3 separate regions of the Homo sapiens genome follow, and regions 1 and 2 are each linked to region 3. Evidence: chromatin loops called from intact Hi-C (ENCODE). Cell type or tissue: PC-3. All regions are shown on one strand.

The links. Hi-C counts contacts between places; a loop is a spot of excess contacts. Peaks named below come from ENCODE experiments on the same cell type or tissue, not always from the same donor. Only the 100,000 strongest peaks of a DNase experiment are listed, where the experiment ranks them.
Region 1: a loop joins it to region 3, with 7 times the contacts of the local background. A loop is called at or near these places in 4 of 110 quality-filtered maps.
Region 2: it touches region 3 in a loop (4-fold over the local background); 4 of 110 quality-filtered maps call a loop at or near these places.

Annotation. Positions count from the first base shown.
Region 1 is chr18:63,761,470-63,763,969 of GRCh38, reverse strand. It overlaps a transcript of SERPINB7 not described here. Among named protein-coding and RNA genes, the nearest start is that of SERPINB7, 13 kb to the left of the region's middle. In PC-3, no CTCF peak of the experiment used is centred here; a DNase peak (open chromatin) is centred at 1,299; H3K27ac peaks cover 2,367 bases.
Region 2 is chr18:63,774,370-63,776,869 of GRCh38, reverse strand. It overlaps SERPINB7 (serpin family B member 7), which reads right to left and starts at 1,452. Exons shown (of 8, transcript NM_003784.4): 1 at 1,154-1,452. In PC-3, no CTCF peak of the experiment used is centred here; a DNase peak (open chromatin) is centred at 1,509; H3K4me3 peaks cover 1,959 bases; H3K27ac peaks cover 2,500 bases.
Region 3 is chr18:63,831,513-63,834,012 of GRCh38, reverse strand. No RefSeq gene overlaps it. Among named protein-coding and RNA genes, the nearest start is that of SERPINB2, 55 kb to the left of the region's middle. In PC-3, no CTCF peak of the experiment used is centred here; a DNase peak (open chromatin) is centred at 1,292; H3K4me3 peaks cover 347 bases; H3K27ac peaks cover 2,500 bases.

The DNA of each region.
Region 1 (2,500 bases), 70 kb after region 3:
CCATTTAGTAACACAGGTCGAACTTGTTCTTTTCTGGGTTCATTGGCCTGAAATGCATTCCCAAGTCATGGAATTCTCAAAGAATAGCATGGTGAAATGTTAGGATTTAAGACATTAGAAATTTCCTTGATTTAGTAAAGTAATTAGTTCATGTTCACAGGACATGATTTTTAATAAAGAAAAGTAGCTACAATATTATTTACCCAATGGCCAATAATTTCTGCCTTATTAAACCCAAGTCAAAGGCACCAGTGAAAGCTGAAACTCATTCTTTAGCCTTTAACTTCATTCTCTGACTTTTTATTATTTAAGGTACTCTTTGTAAGTGCTTCATATTTCCATAACAGTTTAACATCAGATATTTAATTTTTGGATTAGTATCATCCTTTAGGCAGCACATGATGAATTTGACCACTACCAAATTTAGCTTCTGGCTGTGACTTCATCAGAATTATTTTAAAAGAAGACAAACCTATTTTTAGATTGTCTCATAAATGAAAGGTGGATTACTTACCAATTTTTTAAATATTACAATATTTAGACCAGCTCCAACATAAAACCATGTTAGATTGAAAATTATTAAATAGTTACATAATAACAGCAGAAATTCTAAGAACAGTTTATTCTAGTAACTAAATTACTTTCTGGACGATATATTAGTTGTTTCCATTGGTTAGCATAGTATTTCTGCTTGTTAAAAAAATAGTAGCAGGAAAGTTGAAGCACAAAACATGGTAGAGATATAGAATTTTCAACAATTTCCTGTAATAACTCAGAAAAATTATGTCAGCACTTTGATTACGAAAAGCAGAGGCTCATATGATATCAGCAATGGTGCCCAATCTCAGTCCAGAGCAAGATTTTCATCTACCTTGTAGTCTAACCCCAATTCACCCAAATCCACAGTTAAAGGAGTATGTTTTATGCTACACTATAGTAGCTGAAACCCCCCTTTTACTGAGGTAATCTAAAAATAGGAATATGACCTAACCTCAAGGCAAATGTCATCTACGTCTTAATCCACAATTATCTGCTAATATTAAGAACATGCAGGTAATTAAATTTAATGTTTACTTTAAAATATTATCTTGTTATATTTATATAACTCCTGTTTTATGATCAAATAGTGGTGATTGAGAAATAAAAATGAATCCAGAAGGCATTGCTGACTCTCATGAAAGATGTCATCACATTAAATGACTCTTCTCATAAACATTTGTACATGGAAAGTCAAAGATTAAAAAACTGCTCAAAACCACAGAACAAGTGAGTATCAAATGTGTCAGCAAAGATCAGGCCTTCTAACTCTTGTTAGTTTTCTGCTCTCGTCACTCCCCCAGAGCTATCATGGGGGGGAAATAAGGCAAATCAGATCCTTGGCATATGCAGTTCTCCTGACTGTGCCTGCAGCTAGAATCCTCAATACATATAATCTCTTCCCATTTCCTTTCATCTCATAAGCATATCCAGGAGGCCTCAGTGTCTTCAAGCACCTGATATGCATACCAATGCACGTAATCTGTAAATCAGACTCAATAATAGTGGAATGTTCTGGGCAAGTGAGTTCTGAATCAACCTACAAAGACTGTCTCTGCAGAGATAAGAAAAATATGACAATCTTATTTTAGAGACCAGCCTGCACATTAAACCAAAGAAGATAAGTGTAGTGGAATTAATTTTAATAAATTTGCCCTTTGAAATCCTTCATCCAGTGGCCTTTTCCCCCTCCAGTCAATAGATTCATTCATCCACTCATTGACTGAACGAATTTTCTTCACAGGCCTGGTGGGTGCTGGGCTTGGCACCACATTGCAGGGTTACTGTGGAGCAGAAGACCCAGTTCTTGCCCTCCATGGTCCCACAGTCCACTAAGGGAAACAACTCACAAGCAATTACGAGGTGGCATGAAAACTACCATAAGTGATGCTGTTTGGACAACATGGAAGTAGACGTCACTGAGTCCTAGAAGAATTAGAAACTGTTTTCCACAGAAATGTAGACCTGAAAGATAAGTTGGATCAGGTCAGACCTAGAAGACAGAGAGGTGGCCCCAGCAGGACACGCCAGGTGTATTAGTCTGTTTTTGCACGGCTGATAAAGACATACCTGAGATTGGGAAGAAAAAGAAAAAAAAGTTTAATTGAACTTACAGTTCCACATAGCTTGGGAGGCCTCATAATCATGGCAGGAGGTGAAAGGCACTTCTTACATGGCGGCAGCAAGAGAAAATGAGGAAGAAGCAAAAGCGGAAACCCCTGATAAATCCATCAGATCTTGTGAGACTTATTCACTATCACGAGAATAGCACAGGAAAGACTGGCCTCCATGATTCAATTGCCTCTCCCTGGGTCCCTCCCACAACATGTGGGAATTCTGGGAGATAAAATTTGAGTTGAGATTTGGATGGGGACACAGTCAAACCATATCATTTAGTCCCTGGCCCCTCCAAATCTCATGTCCTCACATTTTAAAACCAATCACGCCTTCCCAACAGTCCCCC
Region 2 (2,500 bases), 57 kb after region 3:
ATAGGAACTTAGAAACCAAATAAATATCCAAAAAATGAGCAAATTTGATAATTATTAACTCCAGAGAAAGCTTACATTGTGAAAAGTATATCATAGTACACTTTATAGATCAACTGTGGATAAAATTATCATAGTCTTAATGATTTAAACCCCCCAGTCCTTGTTAGACGTCCATTGGGACCCACTTCTTCCCTTTGTCTACCAGAGCTTCTCACAGACCTTGGTTTATCTAGTATACCCAAAAACTATGCTTCATACCAGGACATGGTCTTTCAATTCGCACTATCTTAAGGCACACAAGAAGGTTTCTGACCACAAAACTCTACCCTCATCTTCTCAAGACTGTCTGAAATCACCACAGCAGTAGCCATCAGCTCCCACGCCACTGATAGAAGTAAGGTTTAGAAGGCAAATAAATCAGGCACGAAAGAATACACACAGTAAGATGCCCTTCATGAAAAGATCAAACCAGACAAAACTGTTTTTTAATGGATGCTTACATGGGTGGATAGACTAAGCCACGGATATAACTGCTTTAGTTACCCCTAGTGGGTGGGGAGGTTTTGTTGGTGAAAGAATGGGGAGGGAGGTTTTAGAGGTTCTGGTGATGTTCTATTATTAAATTGTATGCATCTATTGAATTCATCTTTATGTAGCTACATTATATTTCATTATTTTAAAACTCAACAGCAACAACAAAAAAAACATGAAGCCAAATGACCTAATGCCTCTGGGATAGGGTCATGGCGCATTGTGTATAACTGATAATTGATCTATTCCTGATAGCAGGTTTTGATGGACAATGGGCTGGGACACCAAGCCAAGGATACACAGGCATCAGTGAGGTAAAGAATAGGATGCAAAATAAGTCCAAGACTGACTGACATGGCCCAAGGAAGAGACCACGGGTCACAGTGTTCTCTCCAGCAGAATCCAAACCCAAGCACATTTGTGTATGGTGATAAAAGCTGCCCCACCAGAAAAGCATCCCTCCAAGGAGGCGACCTGGAGAGATTTCAGGCCTCTGAGCATGATCATTGGCCATTTACATCTTCCTTGAGATTCGTTAGTGAACTTACCTCTTGCCTACAACAGAAGATAAGAGCAATAATGTAAATCAATAATTGGATAAGCAAATCAACAGTGTACTCACGCTAGCATCTGATACCCAGAAGCAGTGATGGGAATCTGGTCTCCTTTCTCTAGGTGATCTGTTCTCACTCACAAAGAAAATGTTTCCACACTTCTCAAGACTGTTGAGCCCTAGGTATTTTCCCCCATGCACTTAGGAAGGTGATGAAGGAGAGCTTCGAAGGGAGCCTGTTTTACCACTACCTAATGAACCAAAGTCAGCATTTCTAGACAAAAATTTGTTCTAAAATTCTGAGAATTCAGTTTTAAAGGCTGTCCAAAGGTGCAGCCTGCACTCTGCACAGGCAGCTGCTTATTGATGAGTAGACCTGGCTTCTGGGATGGCTTCCCTATGACTCAGAGCACAGCACTGTCTCTCAAGAATCTTATAAGCATTTAGGTTTTGAACCAGGTTTCAAAATAGTATCTGACTAAGGTGGTTGTTATGTAGTTCATTCAGTTTGTATGTGAATCAGATTTCAGGAGGCAATATTCCCATCTCTGTTTCTTATAATGACAATGGTTTTAACATAACCATAAAAACAAATTTCAGAATCAACAGTATCTGTCAGCCTGGGTCAAAACATACTCTTCTGTGAGAAACACACAAATAGACTAACTAGACATCAAATCAACTAAGGCAAGATAGCAGTGACAACAGTGACTTGGTGAGTTTAGGGTGCCATTTTATTGCAACTTGCCACTCATCTTATAGCCTAATTTCTTTCAACCCTATCCTGTGTAAATTTCCCTAGCATAATGACCTAAAATAGAATCTCACACAATGTTTTTTATCATTCTCCAATCTCAGATTTTCATCTGGACCTCTAACCTTTTGAGCTGGCTTCTCTTTGTACTGCTTTCCATCCTTCCCTCTTTTTCTCAATTTTCTCTGGCTTGGAATTTTCCAGAGAAACATTTGCCCTGTTAGTTATTGCAACTGGCTTCTCTAAATGCTTACCTGAACTGAGCAGCTTCAGATAGGAGCTGAAACTTGGTGTGTTCATTCATTCTTGTCATCCTGCCAGCCTCTCCTCCACCCTTCTGATCTGGCAATGGAAAGCCACGTCTGCACCACCCAGATCCTTCCTCCTATAATACAGGCTAGAGTTTGTTAAAGTGGGTTTGCACTTTGAAAAGTGACCAGGTGTAGGGAAAGGTAGGTTGGGCCCAGTTGGTTGCCTACACCTTTGCCATCAGAACATGCCACACAGGGGCAAAAACACATTTCAGTTTCTGGCCGTAGCATCATGAGGTTGAGCTGTATGTTGCACCTACCTTCACCTGCTATGCATGGAAATGACTGCAAGCCTGGTCCTTCTGCCTGAGTGTTTTCAAAAGTACAGCCAACATTTATCCAAGTAACTGG
Region 3 (2,500 bases):
GTCAATTACTAAATGCACCGATTCAGGATTTCAACTTGGATCTGCAGACACTAAATCCAGCGCTTTTCCCATCATGTTTTCAGTGGGATCCCCTGAGAGGAACCACGAGTACCTGGAGGCAAAGGGTAAACAGAGCTGGATGATAAGAAGGTAGGAATTGAGAAGAGGAGAGGAGCAAAAGCAAAAAAAGAATGAGCATAAAATAAAAACACATTTTGCCCCCTAAGTGATTTCAAGTATGGAACTTCTTTGTAAACTTGACAATGTTTCACAAATGTATTTGTAAATCGTGTCCAGTCTTATACAAGGAAAACAAGGGCAACCACTCCCCTGCCTTTTTTTTCTGTTTCATCTTCTGCTATAGGAGCCCTGGCTCTGGGCCTCAAAATGAAGATGGGGGAATTGGTGAATAGAACAGGGCAGGATTGTGGTTAAGAGTGGAGGTCTTTTATCCAAACTTCTGAGTTTGAAAATTCAGTCTGACCCTTTCTACTTGTGTGTTACATTATAAACCTAAGTCTCCGTTTCCTAGCTTTGAAATGAAAAAAAGTTAGTGCCTCTCAGGATTTGGGTGAGAATTAAATCGGGTCATTTGTGTGACCTTTGCAGAGTGCCTGGTAGACACCATACACCCGGTGAGGGCTAGCTTAGGTAAACAAGCTTTTGTGAACCAACTTGGTAATCTAATCACACAATAGTATTGTTTTATTGGAAAAGCCATTCTAAATTTTGACAACCTATAAATGAGGTTCTGAGTAAGTTGTAAACTGCCTAAGAAATTGTGTTGATCTTAATTTTTAAATAAATGCAATTATTAGTATGCTATAATTTTAACCCTTGGAAACTGAACCAAGGAAAAATGGGAGGGATACCTACATGAGACAGTGGAAAGAAAAACACTGCTGAGAAGCACAGTTTAGACCGAGAGTGGTCGCTCATGCCTGTAATCCAAGCACTTTGGGAGGCTGAGGCCAGAGGATCACTTGAGCCCAGGGGTTTGAGACCTGTCTGGGTAACATGGCAAATCCCCGTCTCTACGAAAAAATACAAAAATATCCAGGTATGGTGGCATGCCTGTGGTGCCAGCCACTTGGGAAAGAGATTGCCCTATTTCTCGTCCACTCTTCACATACTGTCTTTTCTGGCTTTTCTTCATTCCGTTTGTCCTTAGTGGAAGGAGGTTCATGTTTGCAGTGACTCATTTAGACTCTTTTGGGGATGGAATTTATTGGGAGATAGGCATTTAGACATTAACCAATGCAGCATCAAGCAAAAAAAAAAAAAACTATTTGCATGGAATTTACATTAACCATATACCAGTGAGTAACCACCTGCAACTCATACTCATTTCAGAAACCAGGGATGACTGTTTTCATTTAGAGTGGTGAATCAATGTTAGGCATTCTAACAGGAAAAAATTAGTTGGTCATAAAGATCTATACTCATCTCCCTGCCCTAATCTTCCCCCTTTAGGATCATTGTATCAAACTGTACTCACACTTGAGGATTTACCTACTTTTCAGAGATCTTAACATTGCTCTAAAGTGTTCCATTTTCATGACTCAACCCAAGGATATTTAAGTACACCCAGAGTGTTGAGAATATAATTATGTAGGTAGTATGAGTTTGTGGCAAAATTGTGCTCAGATTCCAATTCTGCCACCAACAAATTTAGTGTTCCTATAATAACCATGGGAAAGAAGCCTTCAATAGTAATAATCTAACATTAATAATCATTAATTACCAATAATAACTCAAATATCACTTTGTAAAAGAGGTTTTCCCTGATCGTCCTGTGTAAAATAGATGCTTTCCAACCCTGTCACTATCCCATGTCCATCTTTTATTTTCATAGCATCTAGCGATGATATTATTTCTACATTTGTTTATTTGCTCATATATAAATGTGTTTATTTACATATAAGAGCTGAGATTTTGATTTTTCAGCCATGGTCTTAGTGACTCTGGGCAGATGTTTTAACACCAAGTCTAGAGTGGGCTGAGAAGCCAGAAACAGGCCTCTAAGATGTCACAGACACTAACTTGCTATGAAAACTTGAGCAAATCATAGAGTTGCCAGGTCTGCAGGTTTCTTTCTCTGCCAAATGAGCTAGCAGTGCCGGCCCAGCCTGCCTCGCAGGATCAGCGAGGATCTTGCCACCAAAGATGGAGACAGGGTGGAGGGGAGAATGAGATGTTCCCAGCAGGAGAGAAACAGGTGTGAGCAATGCAGAACCCAGGAGAAGCACAAAAAGCGGAATAAATGAAAGGAAGGCAGGGATTTAAAGAAAGCTGCTGAGGAATGGTGAGGTTGGTCTAGATCACCACTTCCCAATGCAAGAACACACAATGTGGCACAGCTGGGGCTACATGAGACTCAGGAAAGTGTCAGAGAAGCAAGAAAGGAGCAAAGATGAGCATTGCATCTGCATGTTGCAGCCTTGAGTGTTGATGGAAATAGATTCAGTTGGTTGGCAACAGGTCCGAAGGAGATGCCAAT